Linked DNA regions of Mus musculus: region 1 is linked to region 2. Evidence: chromatin loops called from intact Hi-C (ENCODE). Cell type or tissue: left cerebral cortex. All regions are shown on one strand. Links, peaks and the distances in the headings refer to the core of each region. The heading gives the core; the rest is flanking DNA.

What was found. Hi-C counts contacts between places; a loop is a spot of excess contacts. Peaks named below come from ENCODE experiments on the same cell type or tissue, not always from the same donor. Only the 100,000 strongest peaks of a DNase experiment are listed, where the experiment ranks them.
Region 1: a loop joins it to region 2, with 3 times the contacts of the local background. A loop is called at or near these places in 18 of 42 quality-filtered maps.

What each region holds. Positions count from the first base shown.
Region 1 is chr11:82,383,336-82,392,137 of GRCm38, reverse strand. It overlaps Tmem132e (transmembrane protein 132E), which reads right to left and starts at 3,238. Exons shown (of 9, transcript NM_001304439.1): 1 at 3,025-3,238. The coding sequence starts at 3,091. Gm38577 (a long non-coding RNA gene) reads left to right here and starts at 4,698. Exons shown (of 3, transcript XR_880073.3): 1 at 4,698-5,182. In left cerebral cortex, for the core only: CTCF peaks have their summits at 3,318 (motif pointing left), 4,040 and 5,060; DNase peaks (open chromatin) are centred at 2,462, 3,347, 4,109, 4,779 and 1 more place; H3K4me3 peaks cover 3,647 bases; H3K27ac peaks cover 861 bases.
Region 2 is chr11:82,231,607-82,240,408 of GRCm38, reverse strand. No RefSeq gene overlaps it. Among named protein-coding and RNA genes, the nearest start is that of Ccl1, 56 kb to the right of the region's middle. In left cerebral cortex, for the core only: a CTCF peak has its summit at 4,693 (motif pointing left); a DNase peak (open chromatin) is centred at 4,669.

The DNA.
Region 1 (8,802 bases), core at 172-8,171, 150 kb before region 2:
ACTGGGCCCAAGAGGCAACCAGCTGGAAGAGCCAGGAAAGGACCTTGAGATGCTGTTGGTGGCCTCAGTGTCCCTTGGGGGACCTGCCATTGGGGCTCAGCTTTAAAGGTTGGGTAAGGGTTTCCAGAGTCGAGGTGCTGCCTACAGAAGACTCGTAAGTCAAGACAGGGGTGTTCATAAGGCACATGGAAGAAGGAGAGAGGTTGGGAGCACTCTAGGGAAGATGTACCTGGGACCAGGATCAAGCAGGACCTTGATACTAGGGCAGAGAGTGGGTCTTTGGTCCCATAGGAAGCCAGTAAAGTTGCTGAGTAAGAGAACAGGCAATCCTATCTCCAGCAGGCACAGCTACCAACCGCCCTGACCCCCAGACTCCTCAAACTAAAGATAAAACCTCATCTCTCCAGAGACAGATACAAGAAAACCACCTTCTTAGCTCTTCTTCAGAGGTAGCCTTAAGACTGGGAACAGGGCAGGAGATAACCAGACACTTCACTCTGCCCACCCTGAGCTGGGCCCACAAGGGGTGTGGGGCTCTCTCTGGTCATACAAGGGCTCTGCCCAACAGTCTGGCAGACCATGAGGAGGGAAGTGGTGCATCAGAGACCACATGCTGTGGCTTCGGGGGAGGGGAGATGGGGACGTGATGCTAGGAAGGCAACCCAAGGTCATCCGGCCCAATGGCGCCACTGTCAAACAGCAGCCCAGGCTGCTTGGTCTCCTGTCTGGCTGTGTGGTCAGAAACCCGCTACCTCAGTGGCCTGGCAGGCATTAAAAATTGCAGCCCCTGCCCCCAACTTCTGGATTTCAGAACAGCCTACAAAACCTATTCAGAATTGGCATGAGTGACAATATGTCCACATACCTTCCTCTAACTGGGAGAGGTTGGCAGGAGGAGCATTAGGCAGTCGGTCCTGCAGGATGAGGGCCTGAGGCTCAGGTTTGATTTGTTTTTACGAGATGTATTTCTCTCATTTTGCTCTCGCTTGTTGTGGGATGAGAGTAGAACTGGGGCTATGGCTTGACAAAGGGACTTTAGATCTCAGAGAAGGACTTAGAAAGGGAGCTAGGAGTGGGGACAAAGTGGTACTGCCTCCACTATCCTTCCTTCCGCAAGTCGGTACCTCTGTCTTGAGCATGCCTGCACGGTGCTAGCATTGTGTGTGTGGACAGGTTATGGATGACCGTCCCTGCTCAGTGCTCTGGGACACCCTAGGCCCAGGGACAGCCGGGAGCCCTAGATAAAAGGCTCACAGCTGGCAAGACGCTCCAGAAGGCCTGCCTAGGGCAAAGACTTGGGAAGCAGACAGTTCTGGCAGGTCAGGAAGAACAGATCTGTGGCTGGGCCTGAGAGTATGCTAGTGAGTAGCTGGGACCTAGGGACAGCAACTGAGCTACCCAAGGGCCAAAATGACCTGGGAATGGAGCTCCAACAAGGGCAAGAGCCATGCTTAGACAAGAAGCCTGCTAGGCTGAGCTTTAGGACTCCACCAGCCCCACACAGCTGTCTTACCCTTACCCACTGTCAACCATCCTGGGGGGGGGGGCGGGATGAAGATTTCTCTCTGGCTGCATCCCTAGTCACAACTCCATACCTTATTCCTGCTGGTCAATGCCTGCTCATTGCTCCCGTGAAGAATCAAGAGAAAAGCAATCCCCAGGGAATCCAACCAAAGGCAAAACAGCTTACTCCACAGCAGGAGAAACCCAGACACCCAGAGGAGCTTCAGCTTGTTCCCTTCTGCCTCCTAGCTCTTGGGCCCTATGATTCCTTGAGACCACTTTCTCTTTACTCTTTCAACCTTGAAAATACACCCTACTCGGGGCGAGGGGCGCGGAGGGGGGTTCGTTGCGGAGCAAAAACGAATTAAGAGACCGTGGGGAGGTTCACAGCACACTCAAATCAGGCTGCCAGGGACTGCACAGATTCGGGCAAAAGCTGACCACTACAAACGGACGGTTCTCTCAAACATCCAGATGGCTCGCTCCACTAAGGCCTTCTCCAATTCTGTCCTTGGCTCACCCTCTCGGGAGTGGGGCATCAGAGTCTTATATCCCTAGCTAGTCCTTTGCTGGTTGGGGAATTGTCCCGGGTCAGCTGGTTTCACTTGGGCGCAGCAGAGGGCCGCTTCCCCGCCGCCCCTGCCCCCTTGCTTCCACAGCTCCCTTTCTCTCGTTTAGGTTTGCGCCCCTCTCCTCCTGGAGCATCTCCAGCTTGCGGAAGCCCGCCGCAGCGCCCTCCTGGCTCATCTTGAGTTCCCACTCTGGGTGGGGGAGGTTGTCCTACTACCCCCTGCCTCCAACCTTCATATCCCCCATCTCACTGCTGGGGCGCACCATCCCCGGGTTCCTCCCTCCGTCACCCCTTTCCGGCAGAGCCCAGAGCCCAGGGCGAGCCTGGGGAGCAGACGCAACAGATTGCAGAACGCTGGAGCGCGGCCCCGCTGCCTTCGCGCGCCGCCAGTCTCCCGGCCCGCGCCCGCTGCCCAGACCCCCGCCCGACTTGCTCTGCGAGCCGGCCGGCCATTGAGATGCTGCTCACAAGCCTCCCGGGCCCCAACCGTGCGCGTCCCTGTCCTAGGCCCGCCGCAGGAAGCCAGACAGCCGGCGGCACGGCCCGCACCCGCCTGCGCGCCGGGCCCGGAAGCCGCGATCTCGCCGGTCCCAGTGGTCCCCAGCCCCTCGCGCTGCATGGGGAGCTGCGGCCGGGTACCCGAGACTCGACCTAGCTGATCTCTCGCACCCCTCTAGATATCCGTGAGCTGACACGCCCCCAGGGTCTCGGGTTTTTCCCTGAATTCTAACTCTGAGACCGAGGAATCTACCCCCCCCCCGCCCCAATCTCCCCTGGACCGACCTCGGTCCCCTCAGCGGACTCCCGCTGCAGCCGGGAACCGTGCTGGTAGCGACGGCGGAGAGTCCAGGGGAACACTGGGATGAGGTGCTCCTTCCTTCGGTTCTCTCTGCGCCCCCTCCAGGGGCGCCCGCCGCATCTTCACCCCGAGTCTGCGCCGCGACACTTACCGTGGGCGAGCAGCACAGAGAGGCAGAGTAGGGCGGCGCCGCGGCGGCCCGACATCCCTGGGGCCATGGCCGAAGCGGGGGCAGGAGGGGTCCGAGGGTGTAGAGATCCACGGCGAATTGGTCTCAGGCTGGGCTCGGTCGCCTCCAACTCACTGGCGCCCAGCTGTGTCTGTTGAGGCTTCGGGGGCCAGAAAGCGCAATTCGGGGACACTTTGAGGGGAGGGGCGTCCCGGGCACCACCGGCTACACCCTCGGAGCCGGCGGGGGCGCAGCTCGGGGCGGGAGGAGTCTCCACCTCCCCGGGCTGGTGCCCCCTGCAGGATCTGCGAGGAGAGGGGGGAGCCGCACGTGCGGTCCCAGGGCCCGGTGGCCACCAACGTCCCGGTGGCTGCCGAGGGCCGCGTGCCGAAGCCCCTGGCCTCGCCGCGCCGCTCAGATCCGTACTCGCTCGTAGGTACAGAACCCCAACGCGAACTCGAATCGCCTCGGTTTCGGTGGTAACCCCACATGCACAGCGCGGCTTTCTTCCTCTCCCAAGCGCCCTGCAGCAGTAGGGAAAATCCCAGGTCGGGAGGAAACGGATGATTTCTTTCGCAAAGAGAGAAAATCCAGGCAACTTTAATCCATCCGGGGAAGGAAAAGTTTCCTTGCAGGGATGAGACAGGCGACGCGGGTCGCCACCACCCTAGGCGACGCCCAGACGAAACGTCTGAGGTGGGGGACCAGATGTTTGTCCCTTCGCAGTGCTCGGTCTTGGACTCCAGCACTCTCTCCAGTCTCGACCGGGGTCTGCGCTAGCACAGGCCAACTCGGCGCCGCCTGGCCAGGCTGGGGTTCGGTGGCTGGAGCAAGGGTGGAGCTCTAGGCACTCGCTGCCCCATGGAGATGAAGCTAGGAGAAGCGAAGGAGCGGAAGCGCCAGCTAAGGCGCCCCAGCTCGAGCCGTTTCTTCCCAGAGCGTCTCCTCCAGTATCCAGCCCGTAAGCGTTGTAGGATGAGAGATGGGGTGGTCAGCCCTCGGCAGCACCGGCTACCCTTTTCTTTCCTCTCCGGTAGGGTGTCGCTGTCTCAGCACAGGGGTACCTTGCCCCGCCTCACACCTCTCCTCGCTTTCCCGGGGGAACCTACACAAACCTTGAACTTTTCCGAGGTTCACAGTCTCCGATCCCTCGTCCTACCCATCACCCCCGCCTTGCCCCTGGACACCCGCTCGCCCGTTGCCTCGGTGCGGCAGGGCACAGGCTGTCGCTCTTTCGGAGTCAGTCTGGGCGAGTAGATCGCCGCTCCAGTCCCAGCTACGGGTGGCAAGAAGCGGGAGCGCGGCCAGTGGGCTAAGGCAACCGCACCTGCGCAGCCCCTGGCCGGAGAGGCAGCAGCGGGTACCTAGGCGGCCTAGAAAAGATAGAGATGCCGATAGGGGTCCAGCTCTCCTTGGACGTGGGGTTGGGGAAGAAGAAGAATCAAGGACCAGAGGAAAAAAAAAAGAGGCGGGGGAGCCACAGTTGACCGAAGCAGTCGCTGCCACCTCCACGGCGCTCCTCGGTAAATGGTTGAAGAAAGACACACACACACACTGATGCTCGCTGCCCTCCTCCTCGGTCCGGCATCCAGCGCCCACCAGGACCGTAGCGGGCGGGCGCCCAGCTTGGCGCGCTCGCTCCCTTTTCCTCCCTCCCCTCCCAGATTCCCCGTGATCACGTGGCCCCGGAGCGCGCAGCCCACGGCTCGCGCGCCACGGAGACTTCCCCCTCCCCCGGCTCCCCTGTCTGTCCACGTGTCCATTCCGCATTCCCAGCCTGGGGGCGCGCGCGGCTCCTTAATGAGAGCCGGCCCAGGGCTGGCCTCGCCGTTCAGTTCTACTCCGCTTTACATTTAATTTTTTTCCCCCTCTGAGATTAAGGTTGGTGCGATCCGAGAGGGGTCGGTCGGCTGCTGCGACTGCGGTTCTCCTGAGCAGACGCCACAGCCGAAGCCGACCGAGGTCCCTTTTCAGGGAATGCCAGCTCCCCGCAGGGTGCCGGAGATGTTTTCGGTGGTTCTATCCGAGGCGCGGGTAGGGGGCAGCCTCCCACAGCCTCTGAGTCCTCCTGGGTCTGCAGGGCACCCGGTGGGAATCAGACAAGCTGCCGCGCCCAGCTCCTCTGGTTGGAGCTCCTCGGGTAAGAGGCAAGGGGCGCCGCTGGAGGCCGAGGAGAGACTTGCCTCTGCCTACAGGTTGTTTTGCAAACCTCTGAAAGGTGTCCGGGCGCGGAGGTGGGTGGGTGGGTGCGAGAAACTGCCCCTCTGTACTCTCACCCAGTCATCAGCTGAAGAGAGGGGGGTGTGAGGCAGACATTCACTCCCACCATCGCGCCTTTTCCATTAGAACGCAACCCAAATCAGACCCGACCGTCAACCGCCAATAGTCAATCAGGCATGAGATCAATGGCAATGATCTGACAGCATTATTGGATGTCACGAGGGAATCCTGAGAGGTCTGATCTCTATCAGTCCTACTCTGGAGGGGCAGTCTCTTGTCCCATGGGCATAGCCCATAGTGAGAGAATAGAACTTGAGAGTCACCCGTTATACCAGATGGAGTATGGGCTAGACAGATCAGAGCAATGGCTGGTGGGACTCTCCGTCTACACTTTATCTGTCATACTCGGGTCTTTTCTAGCCTTCCTGATCCTGTGAGTGTCCTTTTTGGGAAAATGGGTTTGGATGATGACGATAGGAACCTTCCTTGCCCCCCCCCCCCCCAGCTGCTGACTATCCCTGCTTAGGTTTCATATTGGAACCTGCCTAGCTGTTCTTGCTCCTCCCTCATAGCTCAGAGGTTCAGTGGGGAGAGCTAACAGTCTATTGGAGGCCCTGGGGAAAGACTATGCTGTAGTAGTCAAAGAAGATGATTCTCATTAGGTCCCTAATGCCTGGTGGCAATTAATGTCACCTAAGGGCTTATTAACCATCCCAAGGAGAGGCAAGCCAGCTACCAGCTCTCTCTCCTCCACCCCCAATCTGTGATGTTGAGGCATAGAGTACAGGACCCACTAAACACAAGCAGAATCCTTCTGGCCCTGACCACCAGCCCACTGGGGATCCAGAACTTAGGGATGGCTGGATGAAGGAGACAAAGCTGCTTCCTCTAAGATGCTGCCCAGGCTGCCCTTCTCCACAGCTTCTGTAGCTGACTCAAGAGCCAGTTCAGGTGAGGGCCCACCCTACCCTCCTAGCCCTGGCTGGAAGTAGCACACGGTGTTGGGTAGGGTGCTGGTAGGCTGGGCATCATGGAGTTCTGAAGAAACCAACTCAGTTTCCCCTCCTTGCACCCCAACTTCCATAACAGTACTGTGGATGTCTCCAATGCCACAGGTGTCAAGGGAGAATTAGCCCTTGTTCCCATGGATCTTCTGTTCTGGAAGGGAAGGGTAGATGCTAAGCATGTGAACTAGACTCTGGGGACACCTGAGGGTACTGCCATCTTTGTGTGTGTGTGTGTGTTTATGGGATATACACAAGCCTGTGGAAGCTAGAGGTCAAAGTGAACTGTCTTCCTCAATCTCTCTCTACATCATCTTCACCTCCATCATCATCACTACCACCATCATCATCATCGTCGCCGTTGTCTCTCACTGAACTCGAAACTCATTGTTTGGGCTAGACTGACCAGCCAGCCAATTCCAAGGATCTGCACATCTCTGCCTCTTCACCCTGTGGGTTATAGACACACTTCACTATGCCTGATTCTTACATGTTTGACGTTGATGTGAACTAGGGCCCTCATGCTTGTGCTGTAAGCACTTTGCTGACCTCTTGCTAGCCCGTGATCCTGTCATCCTCACAGAGTGGTGGTCTGGACTCCAGCCCTATTCTTTCCATACCTCCCAAGGTGATACGTTCGTCACTAACAATGAAGACTTGCCGTGTCAGCATGCCTGATGACCCAGTCGGTTCCTGGGTTCCACATACTCCTCTCGTCCAACTCAGAGGAGTGAGCCATCTGGAAAGTACAATACCAAAAGAGTCTCAGTTTTACTGTGCAGGGACACCTTACTTTTGTCAGCTGCATTCTGGAGTTCAAGGAAGAAGATAACTGGAGTAAAATGTACTTATCCAGTTGTCCCTAGCCTGACAACTAGGATGTCAGGAGAGAGGATGATCTTCCAGGCCATGTGATAAGCTACCTGTGGTCTCACCAAGAAGTATTGGTCTTGGAGTTCCTGTGAGCCATGCCCTGGGGACCTAGATGGCAGAGGTCAAATGGGGCCTAGGCTGGAGGAAGGGATGTAGGGAGGAACAGAGAGAGGGCTGGCATGCATGGCAGTCTTCTTCCTGTTTTTCCTTTCTGAGTGTCTTTCTGGATGGAGTTTTGTCAATGGCTGGGACCATCTCCTTTGCCAGCTCCTTTGTGATGCTTGGGAGAGAGAAGAAGGAGTAGGGGGAGGGGAGGGAGTGGGGCTCTGCTCCAGCACCTTGCACAGGTGCTCATCAAGACCCAATCCAGAGCCAGTACTGCTTCCTCCCTGTCTGACCAGCCCCTGTGAGAGTGTCCTGGCTTTCAGAATGCCTACCACTAGGAGGAGACAGGCGGGGGGGGGGGGGGGGGCTTCCTGGGACCTCCTGGGGCTTCTCATCAGATTCCCTAAGTTAGCCCTCACTCTTGTAATCACTGCAAACATCACACTATGTTAACTCTGCCATTTTATTAACCACTTTGATTTTGTGAGTGTGTGGTGTATGTATATGTTTAGGATGTACTTACCCCCTACCCACTACTCCTCTCTCTCTCTCTCTCTCTCTCTCTCTCTCTCTCTCTCTCTCTCTCTGTGTGTGTGTGTGTGTGTGTGTGTGTGTGTGTGTGTGTAAGCTGGTTTAGCTATCCAGCTTTGTTTCGTTTTGTTTTTTAATTTGGGAGACAGCGTCTCTCACTGAACCTGGAACTTAACTGTTTCAGCTAGACCAGCAGGGATCCACTTGCCTCCACCCTGCCCAGGTTATAGGTATTCATGGCTACTTCCAGATTTTTACATGGGGATCTGAATTCAGGTCCTCATGTTTGCACAACACTTGAGCCACTGAGCCATCTCCCTAGGCAGGAACAAATCCTTTTTATTGAGTGCTGTGCTCGGGATTGGAATGAATAGGCTGGGCAAGACAAACACCCAGATGGTAGACGTTTGAGAGCCTCCAAACCCTCAGGGAGGCAGTGGCACTGAGCACTAGCATCAGGAGTGCCTCTGAGGTGCTGGCCGCTGGGCTTGGGAATCTGCATGCATTCTGGTGGGTGCTTGCCTCGCCCCTATACTGTTTCCATTTCCAGTGGTGCCTCAGAGACAAGATGTTTCCTGACTGGGTTAGAAACCAACAGCACCAAACCAAATGTGAGATCCAGAGGTCAGATAAGTAGCCACCTGACCATTGCATCCCATTGAGCTCCACAGACAGCCAGCCTCTGTTTATCCCTGGTTGTACTTAATGGCCAGGAGGGTTCTAAGCATACACAGAACTTTCAGCTTAGAGAAGTCATTGGAGCAAAGGATCCAGTACAAGATGTCCAGGAACAAGGGGTCACTGTTTCCTGTACCCCTGTGTTGTCCACAGCAACTCAGCCTGTTGTCCCCTCATCCCACCACAGCACTGACTCACAACTCTGTGCATTCGTTGTGGAGTCTACCCCAAGGTTACTTGTACATAGGGTTATCATCACCATCATCCTGCCTCTGGTCTGCAGGCTCCTCACCTCCCACTGCCTGATGGGATCCTAGCTACAATTCCACAGTCATCACTAATCTCTGTT
Region 2 (8,802 bases), core at 195-8,194:
ATTAAATCCTTGGCAGGTATTTTAACTATATGCATTTTGGGGGCGGGTTTGGAGGTAGCAAGGCCTTGAAGATTCCTAACACACACATACACACACACACACACACACACACACACACACACACACACAGAGACAGAGAGACAGAGACAGACAGAGACAGAGACAGAGACAGAGACAGAAAGAGCGCTGGACAGACAGACAGAGACAGAGAGGGAGACAGACACACAGAGAGAATCCACAGTTGAGCCTCAAAAACACGCAAAAGGAAAGTAGCCAATATGTTGCCCATGTTGAGGTCCTGTGTTGGCCCTTGCACCATGCTGGGTGCCTTACAGGTATGTTCTTCTAGCTTTTGGGGCACCCCTCACAGCACTGCACAAGGTTATGATAACCCATTTTACATACAAGAACTTGGAGGATCAGAGAGTTCATGTGTTGCCTTAGTTATTCAACTTGCCAATGGGGGTGGGGTGGGGGGAGCATGATTGGAACCCATGCATTTCTGATCCCAATAAAGGCTCTTTTGTATTATCCAGCTATACTGGCTAACTCTCAGTATCTGGTTCCAGGCTTTATGGAGAGAGAGTCTCCTACCTGCCAGCCACCTCCTTCTAGTCACACCTCTGCCCCAAAGCGTTGGTGTTTTTAATGGCACTGACTGACTCGAGGTTCAGAGGGAAGGTTTCAGAGTTTCCACACTGAGGAGAAAGAAGTGGGTAGAGGTTGACCAGCAATGACACTCTCAGGAGGGTGGGGACAGGAAAGAGTCACCAGCAGGAAGAGACACTGGTCTGTCCCCACCCCCACGTCACCCTTACCTAGAGCGAGCAGGTGTCCAAAGTTGACTTTACTCTGTTCCTCAGCCTTAGCTCTGACCCTCAGCTTGCCTTCTGGGCTGTCACTCAAGGGCTCACATCATTTCCTGTCCCTGCTGCTGGGTAGTTAATGCAGGTGTTCCTTTTACTGGGTCAGGGTGAAGTTGAATAAAGTGTGTAGAACTGAACAGTTCTGATCCCATCCCTCCCGGGGCCTCATCACTCTGGGGTCCTGTGCCGTGTGATGGGAACCCCACGTGGTCAGTCAAAACCTTGGTCCCTTCTCTGAGCACCCTACCTGCTCCCTTCTATGGCTCTGCTGTGTGAGGACCAGGCTTCCAGGCTTCCCCACTGGGCTTTTCAAGTCCTGGTCTGCAATATATTAGCAATGCCACACAAACATGGGCATGACGTGGGTTTATGTGGCCAGGCATCCCTCTTGTTCCCCTTCACTGCTGTGCGATGCCTATGTCCTGGCCAGCCCACCGTCTGGGGTAGAGGATAGGAGCTCCAGCTCCATCCTCTAAAGTAGTGGTCCTCAGTCTTCCTAATGCTGCAACTCTAATATAGCTCCTCACATCATGGTGACCCCCAACCACAAAAACCATACAATTATTTTTGTTGCTCCTTCATAGCTATAATTTTGCTTCTTGTTATGAGTCCTAATGTAAACAATATGTTTTCTGGTGGTCTTAAGCCACCCCTAGGATAGAGTTATTTGATCCTCTCCAAGGGACTGTGAGCTCTCTCAAGTGAGAGAGGCTGAGAGGATCTCTCAAGTGGTTGAGAACCACTGCTTTAGTGGGGGGGGGGGGGACGGGGCTGCTTAGCTACTGTGGCCCAGTGGATAATTGCACAGCTGAATTTAGATCAGTTCCAAGTCAGCTTGGTTGAATATACCCTAGATACCAAATACTCATTGATACAAACCACTGGGGACTTGTGGTTGTTTTGTATCAGCAGCCAACTGATAAATAGTCATGTGCATAGTGTGCCCTCATAGCTCCCACAGTCATGCACATAGTGTGCCCTCCCAGCTCCTCAGTAAAACCTCTTTTCACTTCAAGTTTATTAACCTGGAAACAAATGAGCATCCCCTTCCCTGTCAGGCAGGATGCATGCAGAAGTTTGAATTTCTGTCTTCGAGGAGCTTTGCCTCGGCGAAACAGGGAAGCAAACATGAGTGTAAACAAGGAAGTTGTTGAAGGTGTCCTGGAGGAAAAGTTCCCTGAGGCAGGCCTTGGAGGAGGTAGCAGCAGCCAAGACAGGAAGTACAGCCTGGATGGACCTGGGAGCGCAAAGTGAGGGTGATGTGTTCAGAGGCAAAGCCCAGGTCTAGCCTTGACATTTCGAAAGCTCCTACCAAATGTTGCTTGCTTGTTTGTTTAAAAGGCGTTGGCCAGGCACTTGATGAACTGGGACACTCCATTAAATGGAAAAGTGGCCTAAGATGTGATAAAACTCAAAGAAACTGAAGGGATAAAAGACTCCCCGTGTTACTGCCGAGGCAATAAACAGCTTAATCCAGGCCCGCCAAGGCGCAAAGGTAATTACACACCCACACCTGCTCCTGAAGCCAGGCCAGGTCCAGAGCGGCCCCAGCCGAGCTGGAGGGGATGCAAAGTGGAAGGAGCCTCAGTTTGGGTCTTTCTGACTGGCACAACCCTCACTCCACTGTCCCTGCCTTCTCCTGAGACACAGACCTCCTGGTTTCTCCTGCTCTCTGGCTGTTCCAATTGCTGCTCACTTTATGCAGGGCGGGGTGTGAGTGTAAGTGTGTGTGTGTGTGTGTGTGTGTGTGTGTGTGTGTGTGGTGGTTTGTGGAGGTGAGAGAGAAAGGTGGTATTGGGACCTCATGGCGGACAACAGGGCCATCTCTCAGGACTTACTCCGCACCCCCCCACCCCCTCTAGGACTGAGGAGCCTAGCCCCAGTGTGTGATTTCAGAGTTAATCTGTCTGCACTAATTAAATATTGATGGCTGTTAAATATTCATGGGGCGTTTTAGCTGGCAGGTTTGATGTCTCCAGGCTCTGCTGCTGCTGGCCGCAGCTCCAAGGATGCAATCTTTTTGGCTGGTCACTCTGTGTGCCCCACCTTCCCCCCATTGTTGCTGGCCACAGCTTGGACCTCCCTTGTTATATGTTCTGTTTTGGTCCCCAGACACCAGGGTCCATTTCCCTGCATGTCTTGGGTAGTCACTACTGAAGCCTTGGGAGATGGGCTTCAGCTTTGGTTGTAGGGTGGCTGGGGATGGACAGAGGGAGAATGTAGACTCGAGTGTGGCAGGCTCGGAGGCTGCAGAGAAATCAGACAGACAGGGACTCTCTCCAGTGAGAGTCTGTTCTCCGTAAGGGACTGAAAATGTCGGGAGATGAAGCCAGACACAGCTCCATCCGCAAGGTGTAGATCCCGGGGGAACAGCCATTGAAAGGGCTGAGGTACACCCTGACAGAGATCCCAGGACACCTTACCAGAGCACGATTCAGGCAAGCTTCTGAGTGAAGGCTGGGCGTTAGCTGAGTCAGTAGAAGGTACCTTGCATAGAAGACCTCTGTCAAGGGACCTGCATGATGAACGAGCACCTGGGCTTGCTGGGCAGGTGGCTCAGTGATCTGATATTATCGCTACTGTTTCCAGTTCTGAAACAAAGTTACAGAGGCTTTGAGAGACTCTTCTGTCATCTCACTGGAATTGAAGTTCAAAGCTGGGATTTAAGCCTCACTTTTGGGTGCAGAGTTTGCCTTCTCACAAATAACAGGGCCAGCAAATACCTTTTTCTAGCCCCATTTTTTTTTTTCCAATCAGGATTTTGTGATTCTGTCGTCTGGTTTGAATGGCAGAGGCCACTTCTTGGAGGAGGATGCTTGCATGAGAAAACCTGTCTATCCCATCATGCAGTTCTCCTTAGCTGACTCAGCTCAGAACTTGCTGTTACTCCTTCATCTTCCCACAACCATCTAACAGACATCATGCACCATGCTCTAGGGCTGCAGAATCAAAGGAGACTAAACCCTCACTCATTCCCTGGAGGCTACCACTGGAGAATTAAGAAAAACAATGAATGAGAAAGAGAAGTATTATCCACCCTTCCACCCACCCACCTTTGCATGTACTCATCATGTGTCTACCTGCTCACCCATCCATGTAGCCACCATAGCCACCATCCATCTATCTATTCACCCATATGTCTATGTACATCTAACCCCTACCTGTCCATGATTATCTATCAATTTATCCATTTGTTTGTTGTTCCTTCCTTCCATCCATCCATCCATCCTTCAATCTTTCCATCCTTCCTCCCACCCACCCATTCATCTTGCTATAACTGCTATGGGGGTGAAGGCCAAGTAGGATGGAGTGGGAGACAGACAGCTCAGGAAGGGTCTTGCTGGATGGGTTCTTGTGCATTTATTTAGACTGTGAGATTCAGGAAGTGGGAGTGAGGGTTGGGGAGAGATAAAGGGATACAGGGTATTGAGAAAAGAGGGAAAGGTATTCAGGTGGGTGAGACGCTCAGCCATGGAATAAGTGTCTGGCCTGATTGGAGTTGAAGGGGACACAGTAGATGGGGCTGGGGTTTCTGGAGAAGTTATGAGAGAGCAGTGGTAGAGGTAACCCTGTGCTCTTCTTACAAGATCTGTGGCTTTTGTAGAGAAAAGATGGAGGCTCTGGGTGGCCTCTGGAATAGAGAGATGGCAAGACCTGACTCATCATTGTTTTAACAGTATTGCCCTGGATGTGCTGAGAATGGACAAAGGAACAGCAAGGAATCCTAGAGTCAGGCAGAACTTGGGCCCTGGCGTTGACTGAGCATTGGCTCTGCCTGGAGCTTGCATGGTGCTTTTGGCAGGCCTTGTCTGCCCTCTAGTGGTTATAACTAGTAATGCATCTAGTGGAGCTTTTCAGATTTCTTAAGGCCCATTCTGTGGATCTATTAAGCAGATAGTTTTCTCTACTGTGTGCTGGGTACTGACAGGCTCAGAAAATAATTAAACACCCTCACAAAAGCCAATGCCTAGTAGAATTTTCCTTCTACTAGGAAGGAAAAGACCTCCCAATCCAACTTTAAGGCACTGGTCCTCAGTTGGTGTGGTGTGCAAGATGCCAGGAGATTTCAGCTGTTAACTGGATGGGCTTGCTACCTACATGCAGTGCATAGAATCCTGAATGCATCAGGGCATCTCCTGGGGCAAAGAGCATCCCCCAGCCTCAATGTACCCTCTGGTCCCAGCATCAGTGAGTGTGGAAGTTGAGGGGACCTACTCCAAGACTCTGTATCAGGCGTTATGGCAGAAGTGATGAGAAAAACATTAGGCTGCAGAGGTGGAGTTACTGAAAGTGACTCACTTATTCCTTCCCAGGGCTGTGGGTCTCAACCTGCCATGAAGGGAGAAAAGGGATTTTCCAGGTGGAGAAAGAACAGATGTAGCCAAGGAAGCCGGCTTGGCTGGTTGACCATGGACTCCCAGGATGTCTGCATAGGTTGTGCCTGAGGCAGCCCAGTGTACACACAGTGTCTATGTAATGATTCTCTGAATCTTCTCTGTAATATACCCTGGTCATGATAACAGTCCAGGGCTTTTTCTAGACAGGTCCAGCAGTTCAATGTGGCTGGAATGAAGGGAGATGCAGCCGGTGGTGAGGACAGAGTGTGGCTGGGTGTCAGCTTGGGGACATCGGGGTTTGCCGGTAGTTGTCAGCAGGGGATGGCATCAGTTACTGAGACAGGGTGTCCCTTCCTGCAGTCTCCTGAGGACTCCAGACTCGGGTCAAGGTAGAAGAGGATCAGGGCTCCAGGTAGTGGTGAAGAGAGATATGAATTCTTCCCATCCAGGCCGAGAGCCCCAGAGGTGATTTGTCTCTCTCAGTCTTGCACAGGCCTTTCTTCAGCCAGAATGAATAACTGAATTGTGTGTGTGATGGGGGAGGGTTAGGGAAACTGGGGTTCAAATTGAACTTGGCCATGGGCCTGCTGCCTCCACTCACTCTGGCTCTGGGTTCTGTTTGTATCCCAAAAACACATGGGGCAGGTTGTCTCGAAGGGACTTTCCAGCCTTACCTCTATTCTTGATCTGCTCTGAGAAGTGAATCATGTCTCCAGGGAGCCTTGAGGAGGGACCAGTTAGTGGGGACTGTTTCTAGGACGAAGATTATTGATCCTCTTGTAGAAGACAGTCCTTAGCACATGAATCATTAAGACTAGAGACCCCTCCCGAACATCACTACTGGGAGCTTTGACAGCCTCAGAAAGCCGTTATCTGAGGCCCCTGCTTGCCAGGCTGAGTTTCTGGAAAGCAGGAAACAGTCTGTGTGTAGAGACAGCAGAAAGGGCAGAGCCCAGAGCCATCAGGGAGCGGCTGTCCTGCTATTTACAGATGGCTTAACCAAGTGGGCAGAGACGATGGCAGATGGGATGAGACAAGACACAGAGAGGAGGGGGCTCTAACAAGGCAGCCTCCCAGCTGCATGTAGCGATTCTTAGCTCCGAAAGTGGGTCTCCACAGGCAGGCAAGAGTGCCTTTGCAACAGTGTATTTGAGGACAGAGCAGTAGCCTCATTTGGCAAGGGTGAACTGTGTAGCAGGATAGACACTGTGTGCTGACACCTGTTACAACCAGCTTCCTAGGCATCTCTTCTGATATTTTCTCTTCCTATCAGCAGGCACAGATACAAAGCTACACACCACATGTACACAGGAACCACATTACACACACACACACACACACACACACACACACACACACACACACACACACCATACTTTCCATACTACACACACCTCACACCATGTACACACCCCATGCCACACAGACAAACCACCTAAACATACACACAAACCATGCCACACTGGTTCAGAGATGCAAATGATTTAAACTAGCTGCTGCAGGGAACATCTGGGAGCAGATTTGATTGCCTGGTCAAAGTCTCCTGTCTTTTCATGGACAGAAGGGAGTGGTACCCTCTCATCTGTCTCTTATTTCAGAAATTTGCCCCGGGGTGTCTCTTTTTCCATCTACCACCAGCAATGAACACCATCGCTTTATAAACATAGTACTCAGCTTGCCTCTGAGCACTAGAACCTGAATTAGATCCCCAGCACCCAAGTAAAGAAAAATCTGCTGGCTATGGTGGCTTCACGTATAACCCCTGCACCAGGAAGGCAGAGGACAGGACGTGATGGCCAGTCCATCGAGCTTAATTGGCAAACTCAGGGTTCTTGCAGAGAAGCACCCAAGGTTATCCTCTGACCTCTTCATATGAATGAGCACACGTGCACCTACAACTGTACACACATGTGTACCCGTGTGTATATGGACACATAAACATGCACACACACACAAACCATGTTATGTACCACACACGCAATCCATGCTACCAACCACATACATACACAAAACACACAACACATCATGCACACACACCTCACACCACATATACCACTCACATAAAGACACATACAAAATACACTACACATACAAAACATACCACATCCCCCCATATACACACCCTCACATCATACTTACAGACATCTTATACCCCCCATAAAACACACACACACACACACACACACACACACACACACACACACACACACACAGAGGAAATAGGTTAGAAAACTCAGCCAAGAGCAGAAAGTGACATCACCCTGCTCCCAGATGCTCATTTCTGGATGCATTTACTGCCTTGGTCTGTCCTGTCTCTAATTCTTTTCTTCCCTTCTCACACAGCTGAGTTTATACTGACTGCACAGTTTCACGCCCTGCTTTCATTCACACTATCACGACTATTTTCCATGCTATTACACACACTTTGTAAACGCTATGCTGAAGGCGGCTACGGAGCCAGGCTTGACGGCTGTACATTTAGATTCTCTGCAATTTCTCGTGGCTCCACGGGACGCCTCAGAAAGCAGATTCATGGGAGATGCTATCATGCTTAGCTCAGTTCCTCAGGCTGGAGCATCAGGAGATCCTCATATATTGTACAGAGGGTCTCGTGGTTGGCTGGCCCATGGTGGATACAGCCTCGAGGTCCCTGGGAAGAGGGCCAGACATCCCCTGCACTCTCTCTACATTCTTCCTCAAAGACTTTGCACACCGGTGTGCATGCGTGTGTGATATGTGCATGCATGTGCACACATATATGTGTGTCCTATATGTGCATGTATGTGTGCAAGCCCTTGTAGAAACTGGAGGAGGATGTCTGATGTCCTGCTCTATCAGGCTCTGTTTTATGTCCCCGAGACAGGGTTTCTCACTGAACCCAAAGCTATGCTGGTGACCAGCAGGTCTCAGGGATCCTTTTGACTTGGCCCCAGCAGTGCTGGGTCACAGGAGTGTGTGTAGCCTGGTCTGGGCATTTTCACATGCAAGCTGGGATCTGAACTCAGGCTTTCATGTTTATGCAGCAAGCACCGCTTCCCCACTGATCCATCCTTCCAGCTGCCCCTGTTCACTTCCTACTTTCACCATTCTCTCACAGCCTGTGTGTGTTGTTTCCTAAGATCCTTGCCATTAAAAGCTGTCATTCTAGCCAGGACACTACATTGATCAAGAGTGGGATTAACTGGTTCAACAAACAGGAAAGCCCCTGGCTTCAGGTAAAGCTAGATCTAAGTGCTTCACCAGTGTAATCCTGGACGGTGGCAGTCTCTTAGCCCGGTGTCTGCTGATGACTCCAGCTCGAGTCCCACATGACAGCAAGAGGGCTCTAGAGCCTTGTCAGCCTGCCCTCCATAGACTGTCAGACAAAAGCAAGATGAAGGCCAGAGCTCACTCTGATTTCATTACCTCAAGTTGTTCACTTACACCCGATGTAATCACTGTCCCCAGAGACAGGGCTTGCTATTAAGCTTAGGGGACAGGGGCTTACTTCACTTGATCCAGTACCCACAGGTTAGGAGAGGCAGTCCCTGGTAAGTATGCATGCTTGGGAAATGTATTACTAGAAAGGGGTGTGGTTAATCTTAATGGAAGGAGGGAGA